7 separate regions of the Homo sapiens genome follow, and all the other regions are linked to region 1. Evidence: read pairs that join two places in POLR2A ChIA-PET (ENCODE). Cell type or tissue: HepG2. All regions are shown on one strand. Region 1 overlaps NFIX (nuclear factor I X). Region 2 has its middle 4.6 kb from the start of DAND5. Region 3 has its middle 12 kb from the start of IER2. Region 4 holds the start of NFIX (nuclear factor I X). Region 5 has its middle 9.1 kb from the start of NFIX. Region 6 has its middle 8.1 kb from the start of DAND5. Region 7 overlaps NFIX (nuclear factor I X).

Region 1 (4,000 bases):
GAGGGTCCTTAAGCCCAGGAGTTTGAGGCTGCAGTGAGCTATGATGGCACCACTGCATTCCAGCCTGGGTGACAGAGCAAGACCCTGTCTCAAAAAAAGCAAAAAAGAAACAGAAAAGAAAAAAAGCTCAGGGCCCGGATACTGCAGGGAGAGAAGTACAGGAGCACATGAAACGTACCCAGCTTTATGAAACCATTGCTGAGCCTCCTTCTGGGGGCCAGACAGGCAAGGTGGGGAGGGGTAGGTCTGAGAAAAGAGCTAGACTGAGTGAATGAAACAGCCCCAATCCCCAGGGTGTGGGGGTTGAGAACCCTGGTCTGGAGTTGGTCCCTCCAGGAAGATGTAGGTCCCCACTCTTCCCCGGAGCCACCGTCTCACCTTTCTCTTGTCCCATCCCCCATCCTCATTTGCCTCCTCTCATCTTAGTCCTCCACCATTAGGATTCACACATCCACATGCACGTGCACACAAGCGCATAGATCCCGGGATTCGTGCACATCGGGATTTTCACATGCACTCACACACATAGACAAATCTGGGAAGTCTGTCCCATACTTAATTGAATTAAAGGACTGGGGTTTGGCAGGACATTGTGTATCTGAGCTGCAGCCTCTTGCAGCCGTTTCAAGGGCTGATGGTTCAGTCTCCCTGTAATTCCAGCCGCTGCTGCTCCCTGTGGGCAGGTGGCTGGGTCTGCGCCTGTCGCCTCTCCCCTTCCCCTTCTCTCTCCTTTTACTTCCTAGGCCAGAGCCCCCCAGCACAGGGCCTGGGGAGGCTGGGGACACCCAGTGTATTCCTCCTCCCTTCTCCCACTTGCATTCTGGGAGCTAGTGGGAGGTTAGGGCCTCCTGAGGAGGAGGTACCCCCAGCGTGAGGCCAGGGGACTGTCAGAATAGAACAGTCCAGGCAAATCCCTCCTTCCAGGTTTTCTGCTGCCCATTCTTGGAGTGGGAGCTGGAGGCTGCTTGCCACTGGTTGGAAAGTGGACACACTTCTTGGCCAAGTGTAAGCCACCTGGCTTTAAAAGGTGGAGAGTCTGGTCTAAGGACTTTGGGGAACCCTACTGGAGTGGCCAGGAGCCATAATGATTGGGGGAGTGGTGCCAGCAGATGGGGTGTGCTGCAGGGCAAGAGGGATGCTTTTTTTTTTTTTTTCTAATTTGATTTAATTAGAATTCTTTTTTTTTTTTTTTTTTTTTTTTGAGACGGAGTCTCACTCTGTATCCCAAGCTGGAGTGCAGTGGTGCGATCTCGGCTCACTGCAGCCTTTGCCTCTGGGGCTCAAGCGATTCTCTTGCCTCAGCCTCCCAAGTAGCTGGGACTAGAGGCATGTGCCACCACACCCGGTTAATTTTTTTTGTATTTTTAGTAGAGACGGGGTTTCACCATTGTTGCCCTGGGTGGTCTCGAACTCCTGAGCTCAGGCGATCCACTCGCCTCAGCCTCTCAAAGTGCTGAGATTACAGGCATGAGCCACCGCACCCGGCCAAGAGGAACGCTTTTGGCCTCCATTTCTTCCCTCCACTTCAGCCTCTGCTTTGGCAGGCTCTGGGGTGGGAGTAAGCCTGTTCTCAGCTCCCCTTTACTAGGGACAGGTAATTCCACTCTGGCTGCTCCTTGGAGAACAGAGTGGATGAACTCAGTCCCCACCTCTCAGAGGGACCTAGTACAGAGCCCAGCCCCCACTCTGAGGAAGCCTTGGATGGGCCATTCCTGGCCCAGAGCCTGAGGCCATTGGAAAGGGCCTATATCTGGAACGGGTGAAGGAGAGAGCCCGGGAGCCTCACTGTGGGTGGGAGGGGCGTGGTCAGCCAGCCTTGCCTCCTGGGGCATCAGCTCCCAGCTTGTGCTGCACCCTCTGACCACAACTTTGTGGGGCGCCTGCTGTGTGCAGAATCTACCCCGAAACCTATAGCTTAGGAGAAGCCTGGGTAAGCTGCTAATGGCTGGTAGTATGGGTGTCCAAGGACCTGTTGGAGGAGCCCAGTCCAGCCCTACATGTGTGACCCTTGGTGCCTGGCAAGGCGGGGGGGTAGGGAGCAGCCCTCGCACAGCCAGCTAGACTGTTTTGCTCTGGGGCCTGAGGATTGCGGGGCCAGGGAAGCAACCAGGCCCAGTCTGGGGCCCTGTGAAGCGATCTGCACTGCCCAGGGTCAGGGGGATGGGGGGGTCGGCCTCACCTCGGCTAACCTCCCAGCGGAACAAAGGGGCCTTTCTCCACGCCCGCCCGGGAGGGTGTGCCCGCCCGGCTGCTGCCGCCACTGCAGAGGGCGCTGATTTTTTTTTTCTTCCTGACTTTTCTCCATTTCTGTCTCTGGTTCCTGATCTCTGACTTTTATTCTCCATTTTTTCACTTTTTATGGGGATGGGGTAGAGATCTTCCTTTTCAAGTGTTTACCAATTGCAGAGACAAGTCTGCACTGCCAAAAGGTGAGGGCATCCTGGGTGCGTTAGGAATACTCCGGGAGTCACGTGGCCTTAGACCCCCCCCTCCCCCCCAAATCGAGGGCAGCTCCGTTCTGAAAGAAGCAGGCAGGATTCAGAGCGGCAGCCACACAGGGTGGGACCGGGCTCACTGGATAACCCCCAGTCAAGCTATGCACCTGGCAGGTCCCCCGCCTTCTATTCGCCCACCCATTTCGCAGTCCCCTTTCCATCCGGCCCATGCACCGCAAGCTGTTCCTAATCAATGCGAACGGGAAACTCGGCCCTCATATCACGGGATGTGTTTGGCAGCGACAGCAACAGGAGCCGCTGCCACGGGCAGCTCCTTCCTTGGTGCATAAACCAGGGTCCCAGTGGCCTGGGCCTGAGTGGGTTCTTCTCCTTCCTCTTGGGACCCCCTGGGTATGCAGAGGGAACCACATCCCCTGGAGCTCTGGGCCGGTCGCTGGCCGCGCCCCGCCGCAGCCCTCGGAGGGCAGCTAGTGTTAACTCGCTGCGCCACCTAGCTATGGCGTCCAGGAGTGCAGCGCTTCGCTCCCTGAACCGCGTCGCTTCCTGAGCCGCGCCGCTCCCTGAGCCGTGCTGCTCGGCAGCCTGGGGAAAACCTCTTTTTGGTCCTTCAGGGAGCTATGAATGAGGAATTTGGCAGCTGTCAGTCGGAGGATCAGTGTCACTTTGTTCCTTCAGCAGCCTTTGCTGTCCTTATGCAAGCTTGGTACTTTATAGTATATAAAACTCAAAGTTAAAATATGTTAAAAAAAAATCTGTAAAAATCCCCACTCACATCTCATGTTGCTGAGCAGGTCTTGGTTGTGTTGCACCAAGAAGCAGGAGAGACACACTGGAGGTCTAACAGCAGCAAGTCTAGGATTTGGAGCCTAGGCTTCTGATTCCAGGCCCAGGGCTCTATGCAGCACTCGGTGCCGTCCTATTCAACCCATCCCTGCCCAGGCTCTTAGGGCTCCAAGCTGGAAATTTGCAGTCAAAGGCCCAGATTCCTCGTATTTCCTCTGGACAGCTCTGGACAGTGGCTGCCTTCGGGTCTCCAGGGCAAGGAGAAGAGCAGGCCTGCGAGAGAGTGCTCTGCCTTCCCCTGCTGTGCTGTTCTCAGTGAGGCTCCAGTTCCTTCCTCTGGTCATTCCAGCCCTTGAGTATGGTGCAAGTATGTTCAGTCCTGTGTCTGGAACCAGCTCGGCTTTGCAGGAAGATTAGCAGCATCAGGGTTTCCACATTAATTCACTGGACATGAGTGTCGGTGGTTGGGCTGCAAGAAAGCTATTCTTTCTTCAGGAGGGGGAAGATGTCAGCTAGCTGGTGCCTCTGTTCCCTGGGTGGTCAGTGTAGCCATGGTTTGAAGAAGGATCTAGAAGGGTCTCTTTGGAGTCTTATCATCCACTGCAGCTGTGCTTTGAGATGTGGGGGATGTAGCAGCAAACAAAACCAACAGAGAGGGCTTGTCCTCAAGGGGCTGATGGTCTAGTGGGGTGTTCCTGGTCAGGACCTCCTGGCCTGAGTGGCCTGGTGGCCAGGTCTCTGGGGCTCTCATGCCTTCCAGA
Region 2 (4,000 bases), 96 kb before region 1:
TGGGAGGTCAATTGAGCCTGGGCGGTGAAGTCTGCAGTGAGCTGTGAGTATGTCAGTGCACTCCAGACTGGGTGACAGAGCGAGACTGTCTCAAAAAAAATTTTTTTTTTCCTTTTTAAGGCTGAATGCTATTCCATTGTATGAATGGACCACATTTTTTTTTTCCCAATTGCAGATGTCAGGCTGAAAGAATGGACCACATTTTAGGCTGGGCACGATGGCTCATGCCTGTAATCCCAGCACTTTGGGAGGCCGAGGCAGGCGGATTACAAGGTCAGGAGTTCGAGAACAGCCTGTGGTGAAACGCTGTCTCTACTAAAAAGACAAAAATTAGCCGAGCGTGGTGGTGCGTGCCTGTAATCCCAGCTACTCAGGAGGCTGAGGCAGGAGAATCGCCTGAACCCAGGAGGTGGAGGTTGCAGTGAGCCAAGATAGCGCCACTGCACTCTAGCCTGTGTGACAGAGTGAGACTTCGTCTCGAAAAAAAAGAAAAAAAAAGCGGCCAGGCACGGTGGCTCACGCCTGTAATCCCAGCACTTTGGGAGGCCGAGACAGGCAGATCATGAGGTCAGGAGATCGAGATCATCCTGGCTAACATGGCGAAACCCCGTCTCCACTAAAAATACAAAAAATTAGCCGGGCGTGGTGGCAGGCACCTGTAGTCCCAGCTACTCGGGAGGCTGAGACAGGAGAATGGCGTGAACCTGGGAGGCGGAGCTTGCAGTGAGCCGAGATTGCACCACTGCACTCCAGCCTGGGCAACTGAGCGAGACTCCGTCTCCAAAAGAAAAAAAAAAAAGAATGGTCTACATTTTGTTTATCCATTTATCTGTACGTGGACATTTGAGCTGTCTCCAATTTTTGCCTATTGTGAATAATGATCTTATGAACATGGGTGTACAGCATTTCTTCTTCTTCTTCTCCTTCTTCTCCTTCTCCTTCTTCTTCTCTTTCTCCTTCTCCTTCTTGTTCTTCTCCTTCTTCTTCTTTCTTCTTTCTTCTTCTTTTTATGAGACAGAATCTTACTGTGTCATCCAGGCTGGAGTGCAGTGGCACGATCTTGGCTCACAGCAACCTCTGCTAGGTTCAAGCGATTCTCTTGCCTCAGCTTCCCAAGTAACTGGGAGTACGACCGGGCACAGTGGCTCACGCCTGTAACCCCAGCACTTTGGGAGGCCAAGGTGGGTGGATCACCTGAGATCAGGAGTGTGCACCACCACGCCGAGCTAATTTTTTTTTGTATTTTTAGTAGAGATGAGATTTCGCCATGTTGGCCAGGCTGGTCTCAAACTCCTGGCCTCAAGTGATCTGCCCACCTCCACCTCCCGAAGTGCTGAGGCTTTTATTCTTTTTTTCCCCGCTGAGACAGAGTCTTGCTCTGTCATCCAGGCTGGAGTGTAGTGGTGCAATCTCAAGTCACTGCAACCTCTGCCTCCCAGGTTGAAGCAATTCTCCTGCCTCAGCCTCCGGAGTAACTGGGATTACAGGCACACGCCACCACGCCCAGATAATTTTTGTATTGTTAGTAGAGACAGGGTTTCACCATGTTGGCCAGGCTGGTCTTGAACTCTTGACCTGGTGATCCACCTGCATTGGCCTCCTAGAGTGCTAGGATTACAGGCGTGAGCCACTGTGACCAGCCTGGTTTTTATTCCTTTTTTTTTGTTTGTTTGTTTTTTGAGATGGAGTCTCGCTCTGTCACCCAGACTGGAGTGCAGTGGTGCAATCTCAGCTCACTGCAAGCTCTGCCTCCCTGGTTCACGCCATTCTTCTGCCTCAGCCTCCCAAGTAGCTGGGACTACAGGTGCCCACCACCACACCTGGCTAATTTTTTTTTTTTTTTTTAGTAGAGACGGGGTTTCACCGTGTTAGCCAGGATGGTCTCGTTCTCCTGACTTCGTGATCCACCCACCTTGGCCTCCCAAAGTGCTGGGATTACAGGCGTGAGCCACTGTGCCCATCCTCAGGTGTTTATTCTTAGTGAAATAAAGTAGCATAGAATCAAATTACCAGATTGTTTCTAGTAATTACTGTCACACTGTGGGCCTCCTCCTGAGGCTTTTTTCTGAGGGAGATGAGAGCCATGGAAGGTTCTCATCACAGGGACCAGTCTTGACTCAGGTGCTCACAGGCGCCCTCTGGCCGCTGTGGGGGGAATAAACTGTGGGGGGCCGGTGGCCAGGGCGGGAACTGGGAGACCTGGAAGGAAGCGACTGCACTGATCCAGGTAGGGGGACAAGGAGTGGGTGAGAAGCGGGCGGATTCTGGGTAGATTCTGGAGCTGACCGGAGTTACTGTCATATAAGATTGGGGGCGGGGATGGGTGTTAGAGAAAGAGATAGGTCAAAGGTGCTCTCCAAAGTTTGGAGCCTTAGCACCTGGCAGGACAGAGCTGCCTTTAACTGTGTCTAGAGGACAGCAGAAGGGCAGGTTGGGGGACAGTCAGGAGCTGGGATGTAGCAGAGCTGGGTGGGAAGCACGCCCGCCCCTCCAGGCTTGGCCTCTGGGAGGCGGGTGTCCTGGGCGCGGCCGCCGCACAGTCCCGGGAGCCGCCGCCAGAGGGCGAGCACGCCGCATCGCACTCGCAGCTCCGTGGAGGGGAGGGCGCGGGAAAGGCTGGCCTGGTCTCTTCCCACGGCCCCCCGGCCTCCAAGCTCCTCACCTGGGTGCGAGATAGAGGTGCCAGGATCCAGCCAGGACCCCCCAGACACCTCCGGGGCCCCAAAGCCTGGGATACGACTCTCACCCTCTTTATCTGCTTCTAACACTCCCAACCTCCACCCCCACACCAAGCTGTTCCCACCGCCTCCAGCGCCATCTCAGGTGTCTGTAAAAATGCCACCTACTCGGGGAGGCCTTCCCTGACCACCCTGGAGACAGAAGCCCCCGCCCTGACGCCTCTAAGGAACATCCCATTTTAGCAGCTTCTTAATCAAGACTGTGAAATGATCTTTATTATTATTATTATTAATATTTTTGAGAAGGTCTCACTCTGTCACTCAGGCTGGAGTGCAGTGGTGTGATCTGGCTCACTGCAACCTTCGCCTCCCGAGTTCAAGCAATTCTTCTGCCTCAGCCTCCAGAGGTAGCTGGGGTTACAGGCTCATGCCACCACGCCCGGCTAATTTTTTTTTTTGAGACGCAGTTTTACTCTTGTCCAGGCTGGAGTTCAATGGTGTGATCTCGGCTCATCGCAACCTCCGCCTCCCGGGTTCAAGCGATTCTCCTGCCTCAGCCTCCCGAGTAGCTGGGATTATAGGCATGTGCCACCATGCCTGGCTAATTTTGTATTTTTAGTACGGACGGGGTTTCTCCATGTTGGTCAGACTGGTCTCGAACTCCTGACCTCAGTTGATCCACCCGCCTCAGCCTCCCAAAGTGCTGGGATTACAGGTGTGAGCCACCACGCCCAGCCTTGCCCGGCTAATTTTTGTATTTTTTAGTAGAGATGGGGTTTCGCTATATTGTCCAGGCCTCAAGTTATCTGCCCTCCTCGGCCTCCCAAAGTGCTCGGATTACAGGCATGAGCCACTGCGTGCGGCCCCTTAATTATCTTTTATTGTCTGTTTTCTGCACCGTGTAAAATCCATGGCATTTTCTGTCTTGTCCTCCTGTATCACCAGGGCTCAGGATTAAGTCTGGCCTATACTGAGTGTTAAAGGAAAAAAAAAAAAAAAACAGCTGGGCAAGGTGGCATGTGCCTTTAATCCCAGCACTTTGGGAGGCTGAGGCAGGAGGATCACTTGAAGCCAGCAGTTTGAGACAAACCTGGTAACATAGTAAGATCCCGTCTCTGTGAAAATTTAAAAATCAGCCAGGCCGGGTGCGGTGGCTCACGCCTGTAATCCCAGCACTTTGGGAGGCTGAGGCGGGCAGATCATGAGGTCAGGAGATCAAGACCATCCTGGCTAACACGGTGAAACCCCATCTCTACTAAAAATACAAAAAATTAGCCGGGTGTGGTGGTGGGCGCCTGTAGTCCCAGCTACTCGGGAGGCTG
Region 3 (4,000 bases), 100 kb after region 1:
GTCCCAGAATATGGAAAATTCTGCTTCTGGAAGAGGGACAAACTCCTATGATGATCTGCAAGGCCCTGCTTGATCTGGGGCCATCCCATCTCTGGATGAATCATGCATCACCCTCTGGCCACATGGACCTGCTTTTTGTTCCTCATACTTCCACAGCCTTCTCAGCCACATGGCCTTTGGATATGCCGTGACCTCCTGAAGATCTTTCAGCTTCCTTGCTCACCTAGTGAAGCCAGCTCAGCTCAAGGGGCAAATCCTCAGGGAAGTGTTCCCTGTCTAACCCTCTTTTGGCCTAAGGACTGCTTTATTTTATTTTTTATTTTTATTTTTTGAGATGGAGTCTCTCTCTGTCACCCAGGCTGGAGTGCAGTGGTGCGATCTCAGCTCACTGCAACCTCCACCTCCCGGGTTCAAGTGATTCTCCTGCCTCAGCCTCCCGAGTAGCTGGGATTACAAGCTCCCACCATCACACCTAGCTAATTTTTGTATTTTTAGTAGAAATGGGGTTTCACCATGTTGTCCAGGATGGTCTCGATCTCCTGATCCGCCCGCCTCAGCCTCCCAAAGTGCTGAGATTACAAGCATGAGCCACCGTACCTGGCCTATTTTATTTTATTTTAATTAATTAATCTATTTTTGAGACAGGGTCTTGCTTTGTCGCCCAGACTGGAGTGTAGTGGCATGATCCAAGGCTCACTGCAGCCTCAAAGTCTAGTGCTTAAGGGATCCTCCCATCTCAGCTTCCAGCATAGCTGAGACCCCAGGCACACACCACGATGCCTGGCTAATTTTTTATTTTTTTTGTAGAGATGGAATTTCCATGTTGCCCAGGCTGGTGTTTTTTATTTATTTATTTAACCAGTCTCTGATGGGAGGCAAGACCCCTATATTTGACACTCGGATCAAGAGCTACTTTATTTAAAACATTTGGCCAGGCATGGTGGCTCACGCCTGTAATGCCAACACTTTGGGAGACCGAGGCAGGAGGATCACGAGGTCAGGAGTTCAAGACCAACTTGGCCAATAAGGTGAAACCCCATCTCTACTAAAAATACAAAAATTAGCCAGGCATGGTAACACGCGCCTGTAGTCCCAGCTACTCCAGAGGCTGAGGCAGGAGAATCGCTGGAACCTTGGAGGAGAAGGTTTCAGTGAGCCGAGATGGCACCACTGCACTCCAGCTGGGCGACAGAGTAAGACTCTGTCTCAAGAAAAATAAAGAGACCAGGCGCAGTGGCTCACACCTGTAATCCCAGCACTTTGGGAAGCCAAGGTGGGCGGATCACAAGTTCAGGAGCTCGAGACCAGCCTGGCCAATATGGTGAAACCTCATCTCTACTAAAAATACAAAAATTAGCCGGGCGTGGTGGCAGGAGCCTGTATCCCACCTCTTGGGAGGCTGAGGCAGGAGAATCGCTTGAACCCGGGAGGCGGAGGTTGCAGTGAGCCAAGGTCAAGCCACTTCACTTTAGCCTGGGCGACAGAGCAAGACTTCATCTCAAAAAATAATAATAAAATAAATTTTTGCGGGGCTGGGAGTGGTGGTTCATGCCTGTAATCCCAGCATTTTTGGAGGCTGAGGTGGGCGGATCACTTGAGGTCAGGAGTTTGAGACCAGCCTGGCCAACATAGTGAAACCCCATCTCTACTAAAAATACAAAAATTAGCCAGGCGTGGTGGCGCGCACCTGTAGTTCCAGCTGCTCGGAAGGGTGAGATGGGAGAATCGTTTGAACCCGGGGCCGGGGGGCTGAGGTTGCAGTGAGCTGAGATAGCGCCAATGCACTCCAGCCTGGGTGACAGTGAGACTCAGTCTCAAAAAAAAAAAAATTTTTTTTTGTTAATACTTATCACAAGTGCAATTTTACCTTTGTAGAATTAAACCGTTGTTTCTGAGTTAGTTTCCTCTTGTAGCCTACTGCCTCCAAGTCTAGCAGATGGTTAAGCGGTTTTTGTGAATGAATGATGCCTTTGCAACCTTCGTTTGAGATCTGTCCTCTTAACGTCCACTGTGTATATATGAGGAAACAGGCCCACAGAGTTTCGCTCTGCAAGACAGCAAGTAAAGGACAGCTCTAGTCGGGTCCTCTATCCCGAAGCCTCCTCCCCACTCTGCCCTGCCCTGCCGTGCAGGACCCAAAGGAAGGGCGCCCCAGTTCAGCCTCTGTAGATCTGGGAAAGGGCCGGGCCACAGGTCGGGACCAATCCAGAAGCAGCACCCAGACCGGTTTACCCGGTTCCAGGACCTTGGGCGAAGTCCACCCGCCCGAGGGCAGGGACGACGCAGGCCACGCCGCGGCCCAGTTGCTAGCCAGGCAGGGTGGGGATTTGATCTTGCCAAGGAAATGTGAGCGGGAGGCCGAGCGTTGGAGGTGGGTAAGTCGTCACTATGCAGGGCGGAGCCATCCTGTGTCTATCACGCCCAAGGGCGGTGCATGCAAATTGACTCCCGCATTTGGCTTTTCCCCGGGCTCCGTCTCCGCGCGCTGCAACCCGCGACTTCCAAGAACTCCCCGCGTAGTCAGCTGCCCGGGCCACGCCCCCTTTCCGGACCCGCCCTGCCCGCCCCAGGGAGGCGGGGGCGGAGCTTGCGGCCCAGCGGGAAGGCGGAGGCGGGGGTCGCGCCCAGGTCCCGGGGGCGTCAGAGGCAATGGGAAGTCGTGGCTTCTGCACCGCCCTTGGGGGTTCGGCTCCCAATCAGGGAAAAAGGGCCGAGAGAATGAAAGAGTAATGAGACTTGCGAGTTTGAGGCTCACACTACTCTCTTTGGGTTGGGGGTTGCTGAAGCCTCCACGTGTATTCAGGGAGCCCCGAACCTCACACCTCTGTCCAGGGGAGCTCAGAACCCGCCGTGTTCTGGAAAGCCTACACCTTCCCCGGTTTTTTAGTGTCTAGGGGAGCCCACAACCCTCACAGCCGTGTCTAGTAGCGCTCAGATCCACACACCTGTGTTTGGGGGAGCCCAGATCTTCTCTACCTGTGTCCAGATGAGTTCAGAGCCCCGACGTTTGTCCAGGAAAGCCCACCTCTGTCCAGAAGCGCTCTGACCAGGACCTTTCCTGTTTCCTGAGGCTCAGCCTAGGGGGTCATCCCACCCAGGTCTGTGTTAAGGGGAGCTTGTGTCTCCCCAAACATGTCCAAGTGAGCTGAGCTCAGGAGCTGAGGCCTCCCCATATCGTGCTCCCCGCCTGGCCCTTTGGTGAATCCCTTTCTCAGAAGAAACCCTCAGGGGCCCTAGCCCTGCTGCCCTTCCCTGCACTGTCTTCGAGCCTCCTGGCCCAATTGGCCCCTCCCCCAGTACACTGTTGAGTCTTAGTTAAGACATAATCCCAGCATTCACTGTCCCCCATCCCCCAGCTCTCCCGCACCTCGGCGGCTGGCCGGGCCCCCGGGAGTGCCGTCATCCCAGCCGGCTGGCCACCCGACTGGCACCAATTAATTTCCTCCTCGGCCTGTCCACCCAGGGCCTCGGCCTGTCTGGTTGCCAGCTGCTCACCCTCAGCCAGCCCGCCCCCTCGGGCTCCCAGGGAATTGCCAACAGTTCTCCTCCTTCCTGCAACCCCCCCACCCCCAATCCAGGCCACCCCACCCAGCACAGTTAATCAGAAAAAGCTGACAGTTAGGACCTGGAGGAGTGATCTGAAATCAGATGGAGGAGGGGTGGGATGTTAAACTTTCGGACCCAGGGATGCTTGGGGTGGAGCGGGGGCATGGCTGGAGGGAGGCAGAGGATCCAGTTTTACTTAAGAACCCCAAATCAAAGGCTTGTAGCTTCCAGATGGGGACTGCAGGGAGGGCTGACCCCCTCCCGCATACACCAGGCGGGCAAGGTGGAGCGCCCCTCCTCGGAAATTGCCCCCCGCCCAAGATGCGTCAGTGACAGCTGTGCCTCCTCAGCCCGCACCCAGCCGGTTTCCTTTTCCTGTGCACACTCTCCCGATGGGCTGGCCTTCAGCCTGGAGAGACTCCACGGCCCCTTGGAAGGGGCTCCCCAGAGGGTC
Region 4 (4,000 bases), 64 kb before region 1:
TCTCTTTGTATTGGGGTCCTTTGCATTCACTTCCAGGTGTTTGGTGTGTGTTTATGTGACATTGTGTATCTTCCCTTCATTAGTGTCATCTTATTTATTTAGTTATTTTTTTTCAGACAGGGTCTTGCTCTGTCACCCAGGTTGGAGTGCAATGGCACTATCATGGCTCACTGCACCCTTGACCTCCCCGGGCTCAAGGGATCCCCCCACTTCAGCCTCCTAAGTAGCTGGGACCACAGGCATCCACCACCACACCCAGCTAATTTTTGTATTTTTGGTAGAGAGGGGTTTTGCCATGTTGTCCAGGCTGGTCTTGAACTCCTGAGCTCAAGCAATCCACTGGCCTCGGCCTCTCAATCATCAGTGTCATTCTGTACATCGGGGTGTACTGCCACAACTGCCAGTGTGTTCTGGCACTGCGATGTGTGTGTGTTGTGTATGTGTCTGCGTGTAGGAATTGTGTGTCTGGAAGGTGTCAGCGTGTGGCTGTGTGATCTTGCATGTGTCTGTGTTCTGCAGGAACATGCGTCAGTGTGTGTGCATCAGTGTGCATCTCTATGTGTCATGCACTGGTGTGTCTTCGTGTATATCAGTGTGTGTCTACGTGACGCCTGCTTTGGTGTATGTCTATACGCGGTTCCTTGTTGTGTGCCTGGATACCATGGTGGGACGGTGCATGTCAGAGCGTGGGTCGTGGGTGTTTTCCCAGACTGCTGTGTGTGTGTGCCCGTGTGTAGGGGTTGTGTGTCTGTGCCTTGTGTGCACTGGTGTCCGAGTGTGCTTTGTGTTCGAAGGCGGAACGTGTGGCCAGGCGTTCTGGACGTGACATGTGTGGCGGGGTCCGAGTCCCGCTGCGTGTCAGCGTGTGTCTGCGCTGGAACGCGGGCCAGCACGTGTCAGGGCGGCCGCGTCGGTGTGCGCCCCCGCGCGCGCGTGTGCGTGTGTTCGTGTGTGTGTGTGCATGTGTGTGCTTGTGTGTGTGCGCCGGCCGCCGCTCCCCCGCCCTGCCCGCCCCTCCCCGCGCCCCTCCTCCCGCCCGCGCCGCCCGCCCGCTCCCTCTCCCCGGAGTGCGCCGCTTCCAAACTTTGTCTAAACTTTCACTTTCACAGCGCGGCGGCTGCGGCGGCGGCGGCGGCGGGCGAGGGTGACCGGCCGAGCGGCGGCGGCATGGAGTAGACGCGCGGCGGCAGCGGCGGCGGCGGCGGACGCGAGAGGCAGCGGCGAGCGCGGCGGCGGCGGCGGCAGCGGCGGCCCCGGAGCCGGCGGGGCCGAGCTTGCGAGCGGCGAGCGCGGAGCGGCGCCGGGCCGAGCGCGGGGCCGCGGGCCGGGCGGGCGCAGCGCGGCGGAGGCCGGAGGAGCCGAGCCGGAGCCCGAGCCCGAGCGCGGCCGCCGCCTGCCGGGCCTCCCCTCGCCGCGGCCGGCCGCCGCGCTCCCGCCCGGGCGCCCAGCTATGTACTCCCCGTACTGCCTCACCCAGGTACCGGCCGCCGCCCCCGCGCGACCGGGGGAGGGGAGCGGGCGCGGGAGGCCGGCCGGCGGCGCGGGCGGAGGGGACGCGCGGCGGCCGGGAAGGGGGGGCCGAGAGCCCGCGGGCCGCCGAGGGGTGCAGGCTGTGCCGCGGGGAGCCCAGGCACGCGTGCGGGCGTCACCGTGCGCGTGCGACCCTGGCCACCGGGCGGACTCCTTTTGGGGGTTCCGGGGGTGGCCAGCTGCGTCGTGGCGCTGCCCGTGGAGCGCAGGCGGGAGTGCGTGTACGTGTGTGTGTGTGTGTGTGTGTGTGTGTGCGCGCTCGACTGGGGTGCGATGGGCAGCGGGACTCCGGCTGACCTGTGGGCTACTGTAGCGCGCACCCGGGCAGCGTGGTCGCTGGCAGTGTTTGCGGGGTTGACAGAGTGGCAAGAGGGTGGTCCCGAGGGCGCAGAGGGGACACTGGGTCCCGCGACGCTTCCTGGGGAGGGCGCAGCGGTTCCCGAGGGTGGCAGTGGCCGGCGTGCGTGGCGGCGGCCCTTGCGTGCGGCCGGGGTGCCTGGGGTGGGCCGAGCGGCCCGGGCGTCTCCCCAAAGTCTTTGTTTAGGCCTCACATGGGAGCGGGGCTAAGAAAATGGCGGGGCTCCCAAATTTCGGAGGGGCAGGGGAGGGGAGAGGGGGGCGGGCGCGCTGCCAGCGGTGGCCGCGCCTCTCCGACCCCGGACGTCGCAGCCTCTGCCCCCCCACCCCCAAACTTTCCTCGGCGCAAACTTTCTGGCCCCAGCGACCCGGGCTGCTGCGGAGTGGACCCGGCAGGCCTGGGGAATCCCGTCCCGTCGCCTGGAGGCGGGAGGGGCGGGAGGCAGCCGTGGACACAGCCGACAGTGCTGCGGCCACACCGTCGGGTCAGCCTCGGGCACAACAGCGCCGACCTTGGCGCGTTGCTAGAGCGCGTCCCGCCTGCAGCGAAGTTCCCTGCGCGGCGCACGGCTGCGGCAAAAGCTTCGAGGATGCCTGTCGGGCCACCCAACTCTCCCTGGGCTGTGGCCTGAGGCTCTAAGAGGGCACAGAAGCTGCCCAGAGTCCCACAGTGGCCCTGACAGCGTTGCCTGCAGGGCCAAGCCACAGCTGGTAACAGTCTCCGAAGAGGGGACATCTAGGGGCTGCTTAGCCCTGCTGCCAGCCAGGCCTGCATGTGGGGGTTCTCTAGGCCAGGCCCTAATTGTCCCCTCTGCCCAGCCTGATCCTTGTCAGCCATGTGCCAAGTGTGTCCACAGCTTACAGTGGCAGTCCACATGGGTATGGCTCCTACTTTGTCTGGGTCCTACCGGGAGTGTGCAGTGGTGTCAAGGGGCGAGGGGTTTGTCGGGGTGTGTGTCAGCTGTGGCTACACCACACTCCTGTATGCACAGGTGAGAGTGTATGCAAGTGTGAATCAATCTAGAGTCTGTGTGTAGCCCCTGTGGGCCGGCCATGGGCAGGCCTGCGTGGCATGGCCGTGTGTGTGGCCCAGGGAGCGGGTTTTCCTGTAGAAAGCAGGCCCAAGTACGTGTTGGCGAGGGCGCACCGGCATGCATACATGTTGCAGTGTGCATGCAGGTGTGAGCAGGCACCCTGAGCACCATGGCAGTGTGGGGAACCCCCACATCTGCACCTCCAGTTCCACGGCCACTCCATGTTGGGCGCCCCTCACAACAACTGCCTACCCAGCGGTGTCTGAGCTGGGCCTCTTTGGTGCTACACTTGGCTGGGCTGTGTGGCCGATGTTTGGGGCCTAGTGGAACCAAGACCCCACGCTCAAGCAGCCCCTTGCCCACCAGGCTGCCAGCCCGGCCTCCCATGCCAAGCACGCCAGACATCTGAGCCTGCTCCCCCATGGCTTGGGTGAGACACCAGCCCCTCAGATTTCACAGCACCCTGGGAGAGAAAATGCCTGTGGATACGCCGGTGACATGGCTAGGAAGGGGCTGGGGCGGCTGCGAGACCCAGGGCGATGGCCGGTGCTTGGCTCTGTGTGATTGTAGGCCCAGGTTACGACAGTTCCAGTGTGCCAGGATGGCTGGAGAGGGGAGTGGGCATGGTGTCTCCAGGCTGCCAGCCCTTCATGGTGGGCAGGGAAACCCTTCAGCTCTGGGCAGGTGGCTGCTGTCGGCTGGTCAGTGGGGTCTGGCCTGCCCCTCCCTAACAATCACATCTCTGTTTTTACAAATCTTTCTGCTTCCATGGTTTGCCCCGCTGGTCTCTGTTTTTATGACAACCTCTTTCCTTTGCTGTCTTTTTCTCGGTCTGTTTTTATCGGTCTCTGGTGTATTCTGCCCTTTTCCATCTCTCTTTCTCCATCTCTGTCCTTTTGTATGTCTCTGACTGTCTCTGTCTCTGATTCCAGTTTTGGCCCCATCTCTGCTCCCCCCTCCACTGGCGTCTCGGACTCTCTCTCTCTCTGTCTCTCTGGCCTGCCTCTCTCTCTTTCCCTCTCTCTCTCTCCCTTTTCTTTTTTTCAAACCAGAATTGGCTTCGATTTTAAAGTCAATAA
Region 5 (4,000 bases), 74 kb before region 1:
TGTGTGTATGTGTATGATGGGTGTCTGTGGTTTGGGTGTGGTCGTATGGTTGTGAGTTCATGTGACTGTGCACCATGTTTGCATGTCTGGTGTGTGTGTGTGTGTGTGTGGTGGGTGTCTATGGTTTGGATGTGGTGTGTGTGGCTGTGTTTGCATGCCTGGTGAGTGTGTGTATGGGTGTATGTGTGTCTGTGATGGTGGATGGCTGTGTTGTTGGGTGTGATTGTGAGTTTGTGTGAATGTTGTTTGCGTGTCACGGGGCCTGTGTTCACAAACTCACGTGTGCTTCTGTGTGGAACTGGGTGTGGGTTCTGAGGACTTCGGGGACCTGGCCAAGTCTCCCTCCCCCACCTGGGGGCCTCCTGGCACGGAAGGGGGTGACCAGCTGCCTGGGACCTCCGACTCCCCACAGGTTCAGGAGAGCCCCAGCTGATGAATATTCATGAGGTGGGGGGGCTGGCACCCACTGCCAACAGCTGCGTGTCCATTAGTCCCCCTCCCTGCTCTTCCTGTACTGACTGCAAAGGGGAGGGGGGGTGTCGGCGTGTGTCTGTCCCTGTTTCCAAGACTCGGGGGCGGGGGTGTCCTAGGGACAATCGTGGGGGCCCAGTCAGCATGCCTGGCTGCTTGTGTGGACGGCTAAGGGGCTGTCTCAATGTTGTGACAGGCACTGGGAGAGTGACTGTTGTGTGACAGGTTGTCCTTGTAATCGTGGTGAGGCTGTCACCCACGGTTGCATTGTAGCTCCTTGGTCTGGGGACTGTGGGCGTTGTGTGGCAGCGTGAGTGAGCTGTGTACCTGTCACCTGCAACAGGGAGACTGTGAGTGTGTGCTATTCGAGTGACTGTGACCAGTGGTCTGTACCTACTGGCTGCCTGCTCTGTGACACAGTGACAACAAGGGTGTGTTATTGTGCTATTGGAATAACTGGGTTGGTTCAAACCTTGATCAAGGGACAGCTGCGGTCTGCACCCTGGGGAGGCAGTGGTCAGAGCTGCTTTTCCTCCTTGTGACTGGGTGGGGCGGTGACTCCGTGTGGCCACGTGGCTAGCACAGCTGCAGGGACATGCGGACTGAGTATATCAGTGTGCCTCTGCTGGCCAGTGTGACGTTGATGTGGTGTGAGGGTCAGAGTGTCGGGGTTCCTGGGAGGATGTGTGAGACCGTGCAGCTGAGGTGTGTGTCACCAGAATTGTCAAGGGTGTGACCGTAGTTCTTCATGTGACAGCGTGGCTGAGGGTGTGATGGTGTTGCTGTGCAGGTGACACTGTGGCAGTGAATGCGTGGATCTTTGTGTGGTTGAAGGTGTGACAGTGATTGTGTTTGATGATCTGAACCAAAGGGCTATGACTGTCCTACCCTCACTTCCAGGCTGCACAGGGAGAGCTGGGTGCTGGAGTGAGGGGGCTCCTGGCATGGGATTGGCAGCTGCCTCGCCAGGGGCCGCACGTCAGCCTGAGACTGGGACACCTGGAGATCTGATGCCAGCTGGGGCACAGAACCTCCTCCCTCCATCTTCCCCTCCATAGGCTGGGTTTGGAGGAGTGGCCTCTAGATGCAGCTGGGACCAGCAGGGGGTGGGGCGGGATGTGCTTCTCTGGTCTAGGGGACTCTGGCCTCTGGCTGGGTGGCCCTGGAGGCCCCAGGTTCCCAGCATACGTGGCTTGGCCAGGAACTCAGTGTGGCCGACTCAGCCCCTCTGATACCCACACCCTGGGACGGCTGAGCATTGCTGGCGGCCCCAGCGGCAGCGCACAGAGGCTCCTTTCACGAGCCAGGGCCAGGTTTCCAGGGCGGGTGGGTCTCCGGCTGGCCCGCTGCAAATGAAACGTTTCCCCAGCTCCTTCCCTTTCGTCTCCAGATGAGCGACGGCCACAGGAGGCCCTGGCCAGGCTGTGCTGCCTAGGCAAGTGTGAGTGTGTGTCTGTGTTTCCCTGTGTGTGTGCACGATCTAGATATCTTTGTGTGACTTTTTGTTTCTTTTTTATTTTTTTTCAAGACAGAGTCTCACTCTGTCACCCAGGCTGGAGTGCAGTGGCACGATCTCAGCTCACTGCAATCTCCGCCTCCCAGGTTCAAGTGATTCTCCTGCCTCAGCCTCCCAAATAGCTGGGATTGCAGGTGTGCGCCACCATGCCCTGCTAATTTTTGTATTTTTAGTAGAGATGGGGTTTTGCCATGTTGGCTAAGCTGGTCTCAAACTCCTGACCTCAGGTGATCCACCCATCTCAGCCTCCCAAAGTGCTGGGATTACAGGTGTGAGCCACTGCGCCCGGCCTGTTTCTTTTTTTGAGATAGGATCTCACTCTGTTGCCCAGGCTGGAATGCTCACTGCAGCCTCAACCTCCCGGACTCAAGTGACCCTCCCACCAGATTAGCTGGGACCACAGATGCACACTCTATGCCTGGAGAATTTATAAATTTTTTGTAGAGACACGGTCTCGCTATGTTGCCCAGGCTGGTCTTGAACCCCTGGGCTCAACCGATCCACCCGCCTCGGCCTCCCAAGGTGCTGGGATTATAGGCGTGAGCCACGGCGCCTGGCCTTTGGTGACTTTTTGTGTGCTACATCTGTGGATGATTTTGAGAACATCAACGTGTGTGACCCATCGGGTACATGCAGTCCTGTGTGAGATTTTTGTGAACCTGTGTGACTTAGTGTGGCCTGTGTGTACCTGTGTAACTCAGCATGAGATTCTGGGAGTCCATGTGACTGTGCGTCTGTGTGTGTCTTTGCAACGCGGTGTATTGTCTGGGTCTCTATGGGGATCTATGTGATGGTGAAGGTCTTTGTGTGTATGACCTGGCTGTCACTCTGTGGGTGGCTCTGGGAAGGCCTGTGTGGGATTTTTGGCGTGACTGTGTGTGTTTGTATGTCTGTGTGATATTCTAGAAGGGTGTGTGATGGTATCTGGGTGACCCTGTGTCTGTGTGTCATTCTGGATTTTATCTGTGGGAACAGAGGAGGAGAGGAAAAGGGGGGAGGGGAGAGGGAAGGAGAAGGGTCTGTATTTCTGTGTGTCTGAGTGTGCCTGTGTATGTTTGGGTGCCCCTGAGTGAGTGTGATAGTGAGAGTCTGGTGTCTGCATTCACATGTGTGTGGTGTGGTTGTGGGTGTCCCTCGAGGTGTGCCTCAGAAGCAACGACCTGTAACTCCCCAAATTGAGTCCCTAATAGGGGCTTCTAGACCACCCTGGAAGGCAGACAGTGATTTCAAGGCTAGGACCCCAGGCCCGGAGCACAGATCATGCCTACCACGCTAAGTACGGGGACATCAGGCCCTCTTGGTGGGAGTGGGGATATCCAGGTTCTACTGGGGGTGCCTAGAGCACCCTTTTCTCCCAGCCTGGCAGCACCCATGGCCTGGCTCCCTGCCTATGCTACATGCCAGATGTTTGCCCACCTCACCCAAGAGCCCTGCTCAGTTGCCAAGCAGCCCTGGAGCCTCACGTTGCCCGGCCCCACATTCTGTGCCCCAGAATGTGGCTGCCAGAGCCCAGATGTTTCAGCCCTCCCCTCACCCACATCCACACTGCCCGCAGCATCCTGGCCAGGTAGTGCCATGGGCCTGGCTGCCGCTTCCTGCTCCTCGTCCTACCCCAACACACCTGCATGGTAGGAACGCACCTGCTGCTAGCCACAGCCAGGTGGGCAGCCTGGCAGGGAGGAATGTGGGGGATTCCAGCTGTGGCATGCCAGCTGTGCCCAGCCCCCTGGCGGCACCCTCCTCCCGTGAGATTTCTCGAAGGCCAGGTGTATCCTAATACTTGGGCCCCGGGGAGGGGGAGAGAGGGAGGGGCAGCGCTGCCCTCTCTGGCAGTCCCTCTGCCTTCCCATAAATTCTTCCCATTGCAGTTGTGGAGGGGAGCAGAGTGAGGGAGTGTGTGTGTGTGTGTGTGTGTGTGTGTGTGTGTGTGTAGGAGGGTGCTGTCAGTGTAGAGGAGGGGTGCTGAATGTGGGGAAAGAACTTTGAATGAGGATGTGTGTGTGAGTGTGAGAG
Region 6 (4,000 bases), 83 kb before region 1:
CCAGCCGGCCAGGCGGGGGACGGCTGGGGTGGGCACGGGGTTGCACGGTGAACCCCATCCCTGGGGTACCCTTCCCAGGGGCTGCGTGGCTGCCAGGCGTGGAGCTTCTTAGGGGACTATGTCTGTGTGTGTATGTGTGTGTGTGTGCACACCCATCCCAGTCTCCACAATTCTTAAAGTGTGTCCGGGTGCAGGGCTGGAAATCATAGGTTTGTGTGTGTCTCCATGGTGGCTGTGTGTCTAGGAGTTTGGTGGGCTGGCTGGGGGCGGAGCTCTGAGATTTTGTGGGTGCACAGATGTTCGTGCATCTGCATGCTGGGACAAGAACGTATGGAGGAGGGTGTCTCTTTGGATGATGGTGTGTCTTTTTCTTTTATTAGTAGTATTAATTATTATTCTTATTTGAGTCAGGGTCTCGCCCTGTCACCCAGGCTGGAGTGATCATGGCCCGATCCCTGCAGCCTCAAACTCCTGGGCTCAAGTGATCCTCCCTCCTCAGCCTCCCGAGTAGCTGGGGCTACAGGCTCATGACACCACGCCCAGCTAATTTTGTTTATTTTTTTGTAGAGACAGGGTCTCACTGTGTTGCCCAGGCTGGTCTCGAACTCCTGGGCTCAAGCCATCCTTCTGGTTTGGCCTTCCAAAGTGCTGGGATTATAGGCGTGAGCCACCACACCCAACCTGATGGGGTGTGTGTGTGTGTGTGTGTGTGTGTGTAAATGCACAGGGGTAGGTTGGGAGGGGTATCAGCTTTGGGAGAGGCCATGTGCAGTACTGCTGAGCTCCTCAGCTATCCCTTTGTTTCTATCTTCGCCAACTCCTGCTACGTGGCTGTGATCTGGAGGGCTCTGAGGACGGCTTAAGAATCTGGATTTTGGCTGGGTGAGGAGTCTCACGCCTGTAATCCCAGCACTTTGGGAGGCCAAGGCAGGTGGATTCATTGAGCTCACAAGTTCGCAACCAGCCTGGCCAAAATGGCAGAACTATGTCTCCACAAAAATATATTAAAAATTAGCTGGGCGCCGGGCGTGGTGACTCATGCCTGTAATCTCAGTACTTTGGGAGGCTGAGGCGGGTGGATGACCTGAGATCAGGTGTTCAAGACCAGCCTGGCCAACATGGCGAAACCCCGTCTCTACTAAAAATATAAAAATTAGCCAGGCGTGGTGGCGCGTGCCTGTAATCCCAGCTACTTGGGAGGCTGAGACAGGAGAATCGCTTGAACCCAGGAGGCGGAGGTTGCAGTGAGCCAAGATGGCGACACTGCACTCCAGGCTGGGCGACAAAGCAAGACTCCATCTCAAAAAAAAAAAAAAAAAAAATTAGCTGGGCATGGTGGTGTGTACCTGGAACCCCAGCTACTCAGGAGGCTGAGGTGGGAGAATGGCTTGAGCCTGGGAGGCAGAGGTTGCAGTGAGCCAAGGTTGTGCCACTGCTTTCCAGCCTGGGTGATAGAGCCAGACCTTGTCTCAAAAAAAAAAAAAAAAAAGAAAGAAAGCTCTCAATTTTGTAAGGTAGCCTTTGGATTCTAAATTCTTGGAGCTAGATTCTGGGTCTGGTGGATTCTAGTTTTGAGCAATAGGATCTAGATTTTTGGAATCTGAATCCCGGAGTATGGTTTCAGTGGCACCATCATAGTTCACTGCAACCTCAGACATGTGCCACTACACCCAGCTAATTTTTAAGTTTTTTGTAGAGATAAAGTCTTGCTATGTTGCCTATCGTGTCCCAAACTCCTGGCATCAAGTGATCCTCACGCCTTGGCCTCCCAAAATGCTGAGATTATAGCTGTGAGCCACCACGCCTGGCTGAGTTCGTGGATCTGGAGTATAGATCTTGGTATGATTGGAATCTTTTTTTTTTTTTTTTGAGATGGAGTCTCACTCTGTTGCCCAGGCTGGAGGGCAGTGGCGCAATCTCAGCTCACTGCAAGCTCCGCCTCCCAGGTTCAAGCGATTCTCCTGCCTCAGCCTCCTGAGTAGCTGGGATTACAGGTGCCCACTACCACACCCAGCTAATTTTTATATTTTTAGTAGAGACGGGGTTTCGCCATGTTGGTCAGGCTGGTCTCGAACCCCTGACCTCAAGTGATCTGCCTGCCTTGGCCTCCCAAAGTGCTGGGATTACAGGCATGAGCCACCGTGCCCAGCCCGGTATGATTGGACTCTAGATGCTGATCCTGGGTCCTGGGATCTGGATTACCGGCTCTTAGTTCTGTATCTGCGTTCCTGCTTCTGGACTTCAGTCTCTGGGCCTGTGTGCTCTGTGTCCTCTCTGTCCACAGCTCCAAGTTCAGCAACTGGGCGGCTGCCTGTCGTCCCTCCATGGATGGGTGCAGAGACCACCTATGGCCACCAGGGGACACCCTTGGTCTACATTTGGTCCAAGCTGCCCGACTGGAGGAGGAGTCTGGGACCACTGTGGCCCAGTTGGACTCAGCCCTTTCAGGAGGACCAGGGGCTGGACATCACTTTCCCCCACTTCCATCCCAGTCTCTGCTGGGACCTGAAATCTGTCAGCCCCCACTGACTCAAACGTGGAGAACTGGACTGAGCACCCCCACAGTGTTCTGAACAGTACCGTGGGACAAGGTGCCTGCCCAGTGAGTAGGTCAGACCCAGGGTTGAAGCCATGTGTGTCCATGAGGGTGACAATGAGTGTCTGAAAACGTGTCCAGGTGTGAAGGCGAGGGTGCACCATTCATCAGGAGTGGCCACATATGACAGCATTGCTAAGAAGTGTGAGCCTGGGAGGCGCGGTGGCTCAGGCCTGTTGTCCTGGCGCATAAGAAAGTGAGGCCCAAGGCCGGGCGGGCGGATCACGAAGTCAGGAGTTCGAGACCAGCCTGACCAACATAGTGAAACCCCGTCTCTACTAAAAATACAAAAATTAGCCTGTCGTGGTGGCGCGTGCCTGTAATCCCAGCTACTTGGGAGGCTGAGGTATGAGAATTGCTTGAACCCAGAAGGCGAAGGTTGCAGTGAGCTGAGATAGTGCCACTGCACTCCAGCCTGGGCAACAAGAGCAAGACTCCGTCTCAAAAAAAAAAAAAAAAAAAAAAAAGTGAGGCCAGGCGTTCAAGCCCTCATCTATGTAACAAAACAACAACAACGACAACAAAAATGTGAACCTGTGTGTTGGATGGTGTGTGGCCACCACTCACTGTATTCACATGTCTGATAAGGTCCTCATGAGACAGTGCACCTACACGGTTGTGTCTATAACTGGGAGATGTCACCAGGAGCCCTTGTATGAGTCCGTGTCCATGTCATATTCATGTGTCTGCGTCTATGATTGTGTCACTAGGAATCTATAGGTATCCATAGGTATGACTGGGACCATCTAGGGGAAGTGTCACTGGGTGACGGTGTCCTGGAGTGTCAGAAACAGTGTCCTGGCTGGGTGCAGGACCTGTAATCCCAGCACTTTGGGAGGCTGAGGCGGGCAGATCACCTAGGTCAGGAGTTCAAGACCAGCCTGGCCAACATGGTGTAACAGTGTCTCTACTAAAAATACAAAAATTAGCCAGGCATGGTGGTGTGTGCCTATAATCCCAGCTACTAGGGAGGCTGAGGTGGGAGAATCGCTTGAACCTGGGAGGCAGAGGTTGTAGTGAGCTGAGATCATGCGCCATTGCACTCCAGCCTGGGTGACAGAGCGAGACTCTGTCTCAAAAAAAAAAAAAAAAAGAAGCAGTGTCCCAGCACTTTGGGAGGCCAAGGTGGGAGGATCATTTGAGCCTAGGAGTTCAAGACCAGCCTGGGCAACATAGCAAGACCCTGTCTCTACAAAAAATTTAAAAAATTAGCGGAACATGGTGGCATGCACCTGTAGTCTCAGCTACTCAGGAGGCTGAGGTGGGAGGATCACTTGAGCCCAGGAGTTCAAGGCTGCAGTGAGCTATGATTGTGCCACTGCACTCCAGGCTGGGTACCAGAGCAAGACTTTGTTTCAAAAATAAATAAATATGGCTGGACATAGTGGCTCATGCCTGTAATTC
Region 7 (4,000 bases), 56 kb before region 1:
CCCCTCAGCTGAAGCTCAGTGCCAGCCTTCCTGGCACAGATCGGGCAAGAGCGGGGATCTGTCTGTCCCCACCTGAATCTGTGTGAGCCAAGCTGGAGGAAAGGACAGCATGGAGGTGCACCCGACCCCCCTGGGCCTTTTAGTCCAAGGCAGGCAGGAGCTAGGGATGGGTTCCAAATTATCCAGGTGGTTCCGTCCAAATATCGGCTTCGGTCGAATCATCTTGGGGAGTTGGGGGGGGGTTTATTCCGGGTCCATCTCACACAAAGTCACACACTCTCACTGGCACATGCGGGCACAAAGAATCACGCTGACACACACTGGCATGCTGCACCTCCCTCAATCAAACAGACACAGGCGTCCCCATACAAAGAATCTTGCCCTCACTCACAGACACCTTGAGGCACCCGGCCACACCCGAACACATCGATGCGGCATTACACACTCAGGGACGTGCATGTGGGTGCAGACACACGGGACACGCGCAGTCACACGATCACATGCCATGAAGCACACAGCACAGACACAGGCTCTGCCACCGTCAAATGCAGCCCCACAGGCACAGCTAGAAACACACAGCACACACACTCAGTCATAATGTCAGTGCCCAAAACACACACATGAGCACCGATACACCCGCACATGCCACCAAGCACACAGGTACATGCACATGCATGCAATAACACGCTCTCAGACACACAAAACACCCCACACACTCCCTAACCCAGTGTCACCCACCAGGAGTGATTTCACCCATTGGGAAATGTCTGGAAACATTTTTTTTTTTTAGAGACAGACTGTCATCTGTAGCCCAGGCTGGAGCACAGTGGTGCGATCTCGGCTCACTGCAGCCCTGACCTCCCAAGCTCAAACGATCTACCCATCTCAGCCTCCTGAGTAGCAGGGAATACAGGTGCATGCCACCACACCTGGCTAATTTTTAAATTTTTTTGTAGAGACAGAGTCTGGTTATGTTGCCCAGGCTGGTCTTGAATTCCTGGGCTCAAGCAGTTCTCCCGCTTCACCCTCCCAAGTAGCTGGGACTACAGCCGAGCACCACCATACCCAGCTAATTTTTAAATTTTTAGTAAAGATGAAGTCTGGCTTTGTTGCCCAGGCTGGTTTTGAATTCCTGGGCTCAGGTGATCCTCCCGCCTCGGCCTCCCAAGGTGCTGGGAGCCATGAGCCACCATGCCCAACCTGGAATCATTTTTGGTTGTCACACTTGTGGAGGGGGTGCTATTTAGTGAGTGGAGACCCAGGATGCTGCTCAGTCCCCTACAATGGAACCCCTCAACCCTCGCCGACCACAAAGAATGATCCAGCCCCAAATGTCAGTAGTGCCAAGGTTGGAAACCCTGCCATGCATCCCCAGATACACAGTAACACACACAGGCACAGCTAACCCTTGACACTCATTACACATGCACCCACATACACAGTCACACCCAAACAAGACGCCAGCTGACAGTGTCACACACACACACTCTCCCTCACTAGGACCCAGGCATTGTCGCATATATACCCCATTTCCCCTGCCAAACCCAGGCACAGTCGGCGTGCCATGTACACAGTCCAGTGTTACCCCAGCACACAGGGACGAGAGCCACACCCCCACACATATTCGCACCTGGGCCACACCTGGCAGTGGTTGGAAATGGTGCCTGAGAGCTGAGACCTGCCCTGGTGGCACCTCCCCTCTGCTTGTCAGCCACAACCAGCTGTCTTTGCGCAGCAGCTACAGCCACCCCAGCTTCTCAGGATAGAATTGGGAGCCCCAAATCCCTGCCCTGGTTTGTAGAAGCCTGGGGTGAGACAAAGCCTGGAAAAACCACATGCCCATCCCTGCCCAGGACACTCGCAGTCTTCTAGACTCCGTGGTCGAGGGCTCCACCCTCACCTCCTTGCTCCTGGCAGCCACCGAGAGAAGGGATGGGGACAAAGCTAGGTTCTTTTTTTTTTTTTTTTTAAACAGTCTCACTCTGTTGCCCAGGCTAGAGTGTAGTGGTGCAATCTCAGCTCACTGCAACCTTGGCCTCCCAGGCTCAAGCAATTCTCATGCCTCAGCCTCCCGAGTAGCTGGGATTACAGATGTGCACTATCACACCTGGCTAATTTTTGTATTTTTAGTAGAGACAGGGTTTCTCCATGTTGGCCAGACTGGTCTCAAACTCCTGGCCTCAAGTGATCCGCCCGCCTCGGCCTCCCAAAGTGCTGGGATTACAGGCGTGAGCCACTGTGCCTGGCCAACAAAGCTAAGTTCTGAGACTCCTGTCCTCCGTGGGGCTGTCTCACTAATCCTTTGGCCTTTGACTCCCCAGTTCTGACCCCAGAGAAAGAAGAGACAGCGGTCAGCAGAATGGTAGAAGAAGATAGGATAATAGCAAAATAAATGTTTGTCCTAAAAATCGTAGCAACAGCTAATGTGAACTGTGTGCTTGCTGCGTTGCACCCTTGCTAAGTGCCTTCCCAGCTTGTCTTCTTGAATCCTGTGTTCAGCAGGTACTGTTATTAGGAGAGTGGGGCCTGCAGAGCCAGCTTCCTGGGTTTGACTCCTGGCTCTGCCACTCACTAGCTGTGTAACTTCAGGCAAGTTGCTTAACCTCTCTGGGTCTCAATTTCTGTATCTAGGAAGCAGGGCTGTGGTAAGGATCTGAGGAGTTGGTTCACAGCACACGCTTTAAAACTGTGCTTGATGTGAAAACCTGCTTTGATTTTATGGATGAAAAACCAAGACTCAGTAGAGGTATCCAGTGCTAGGGTCAAGGGCGGGGAGCTCTTTCTTCAAGATCGTCACCACCCTAAATCCTGCCGATGGGACAAAATTGCAGCTTGTTCTCTGGCCTTTCCCAAATTTCAAAATGGGTCTGCACACCCCCACGCCCCCATTTGAAACGTGCCCTAGTGGTTGGCCCTTGAACCTTTCTTACCACTCTGACCTTTGGATCTTCTTCCATCCAAGGCTCAGAATAAAGGTGGATGGTGGTCTCACCCCCTCTGCACCCCTGCTGGCCAGGCTTGCCCTCACCCCCGCAGGTCCAAACATCCTCTCCCACACCTTGCTGGGCACCCAGCCGGAGCTCAAATGCTGGGGGTGCAGCCGGGAGCCTGTGCATTCCTTCGACAAATATTTACCAAGCACCTCCTGGGTGCCAGGCTCTGTTTTAGGCCCCGGGGGCTCGGCAGGGAGCAAAATCTGCAAAGATGCCAGCCCCGGTGGGAGGGCAGACTGTGAATCTGATAAACAAGGGAGTGTCCAGTCCTTGAGATGGCGCTAGGTGCTGTGGGAAGAACAGAGCTGGCCGGGCCCTCGGGAGTGCTGGGCAGCTGTGGTTTTAGCAGAGGTGGGCACGGAGACCTCATGGTGAGATGATGATTTTGAACGCTGCCTTGCTATAGCTCAAGTGCAGCCCACCAGGCCCCTTTCTCTCTCCAGGGGGCAGACTGGAGGTCAAGGGTGTGTGGCTCAGCATGGCATGCCCATCATTTGCCCAGACCATGTTGCCTGTCATTTCTTCAATCTGAGCTCATCTATTATCCATATTTGTGGATATGCCATACGGTGCCCGCCCAAAATCTGGGGACAAGATGGCCGAGGCCTTTCCTTTACAGAAACTGGGGCTTGATGGGCACTGGGTATTCGCAACCCTGCTGCTCTGAGCTGGGGGATGGGGCAGGGGCAGCTGGTGGCCCAGAGTGGCACTTCCACCTGGGCCCCTCAATTTAGCTCCCCCGGGGCGGGCTGGGTTTATTTTTACCCCAGCCTGTCACCCTGGCAGTACCAGGCTGCGCCATCTTTGCAGGGTCTTGGGGATCTGCCCACAGCTTGGGGGTATCAGGCTTTGTCTGTTGGGTTCCCCAACTCCCACCAGGGCCCCAGATTCTCTCCACCCCCAAAGCTCCAGGCTTGAGAGCTCTGGGCTGGGGCCCGGCGGGGTCGGCACTGCAGGCTGGCAACCACCGTGCCCAGCCTGGTGGCATTTGGTTTGGCGCCCTGCCT

Evidence for each region. Peaks named below come from ENCODE experiments on the same cell type or tissue, not always from the same donor. Only the 100,000 strongest peaks of a DNase experiment are listed, where the experiment ranks them.
Region 2: POLR2A ChIA-PET joins it to region 1 with 10 read pairs; 22 of 35 experiments call an interaction of 5 or more read pairs at or near these places.
Region 3: POLR2A ChIA-PET joins it to region 1 with 12 read pairs; 12 of 35 experiments call an interaction of 5 or more read pairs at or near these places.
Region 4: POLR2A ChIA-PET joins it to region 1 with 10 read pairs; 13 of 35 experiments call an interaction of 5 or more read pairs at or near these places.
Region 5: POLR2A ChIA-PET joins it to region 1 with 78 read pairs; 18 of 35 experiments call an interaction of 5 or more read pairs at or near these places.
Region 6: POLR2A ChIA-PET joins it to region 1 with 37 read pairs; 23 of 35 experiments call an interaction of 5 or more read pairs at or near these places.
Region 7: POLR2A ChIA-PET joins it to region 1 with 16 read pairs; 11 of 35 experiments call an interaction of 5 or more read pairs at or near these places.

What each region holds. Positions count from the first base shown.
Region 1 is chr19:13,058,601-13,062,600 of GRCh38, forward strand. All of the region lies in intron 2 of NFIX (nuclear factor I X), which reads left to right. Among named protein-coding and RNA genes, the nearest start is that of LYL1, 42 kb to the right of the region's middle. RefSeq lists enhancers at 1,281-2,182, 2,183-3,082. In HepG2, CTCF peaks have their summits at 2,291 (motif pointing right) and 2,946; DNase peaks (open chromatin) are centred at 2,091 and 2,931; H3K4me3 peaks cover 1,152 bases.
Region 2 is chr19:12,962,967-12,966,966 of GRCh38, forward strand. No RefSeq gene overlaps it. Among named protein-coding and RNA genes, the nearest start is that of DAND5, 4.6 kb to the right of the region's middle. RefSeq lists enhancers at 2,035-2,084, 2,205-2,424 and a silencer at 2,465-2,644. In HepG2, CTCF peaks have their summits at 2,134 and 2,551 (motif pointing right); DNase peaks (open chromatin) are centred at 2,145, 2,485 and 2,815; H3K4me3 peaks cover 978 bases; H3K27me3 peaks cover 81 bases.
Region 3 is chr19:13,160,615-13,164,614 of GRCh38, forward strand. No RefSeq gene overlaps it. Among named protein-coding and RNA genes, the nearest start is that of IER2, 12 kb to the left of the region's middle. RefSeq lists a silencer at 2,312-2,711 and an enhancer at 2,982-3,071. In HepG2, no CTCF peak of the experiment used is centred here; DNase peaks (open chromatin) are centred at 2,387 and 3,417; H3K4me3 peaks cover 2,348 bases.
Region 4 is chr19:12,994,388-12,998,387 of GRCh38, forward strand. It overlaps NFIX (nuclear factor I X), which reads left to right and starts at 1,088. Exons shown (of 11, transcript NM_001365902.3): 1 at 1,088-1,477. The coding sequence starts at 1,451. RefSeq lists a silencer at 1,035-1,194 and an enhancer at 1,369-1,957. In HepG2, a CTCF peak has its summit at 2,390; a DNase peak (open chromatin) is centred at 2,394; H3K4me3 peaks cover 1,600 bases.
Region 5 is chr19:12,984,390-12,988,389 of GRCh38, forward strand. No RefSeq gene overlaps it. Among named protein-coding and RNA genes, the nearest start is that of NFIX, 9.1 kb to the right of the region's middle. RefSeq lists an enhancer at 24-549. In HepG2, a CTCF peak has its summit at 1,469; DNase peaks (open chromatin) are centred at 1,032 and 1,582; H3K4me3 peaks cover 2,210 bases.
Region 6 is chr19:12,975,670-12,979,669 of GRCh38, forward strand. No RefSeq gene overlaps it. Among named protein-coding and RNA genes, the nearest start is that of DAND5, 8.1 kb to the left of the region's middle. In HepG2, a CTCF peak has its summit at 2,362 (motif pointing right); a DNase peak (open chromatin) is centred at 2,322.
Region 7 is chr19:13,002,869-13,006,868 of GRCh38, forward strand. All of the region lies in intron 1 of NFIX (nuclear factor I X), which reads left to right. Among named protein-coding and RNA genes, the nearest start is that of NFIX, 9.4 kb to the left of the region's middle. In HepG2, no CTCF peak of the experiment used is centred here; no DNase peak of the experiment used is centred here.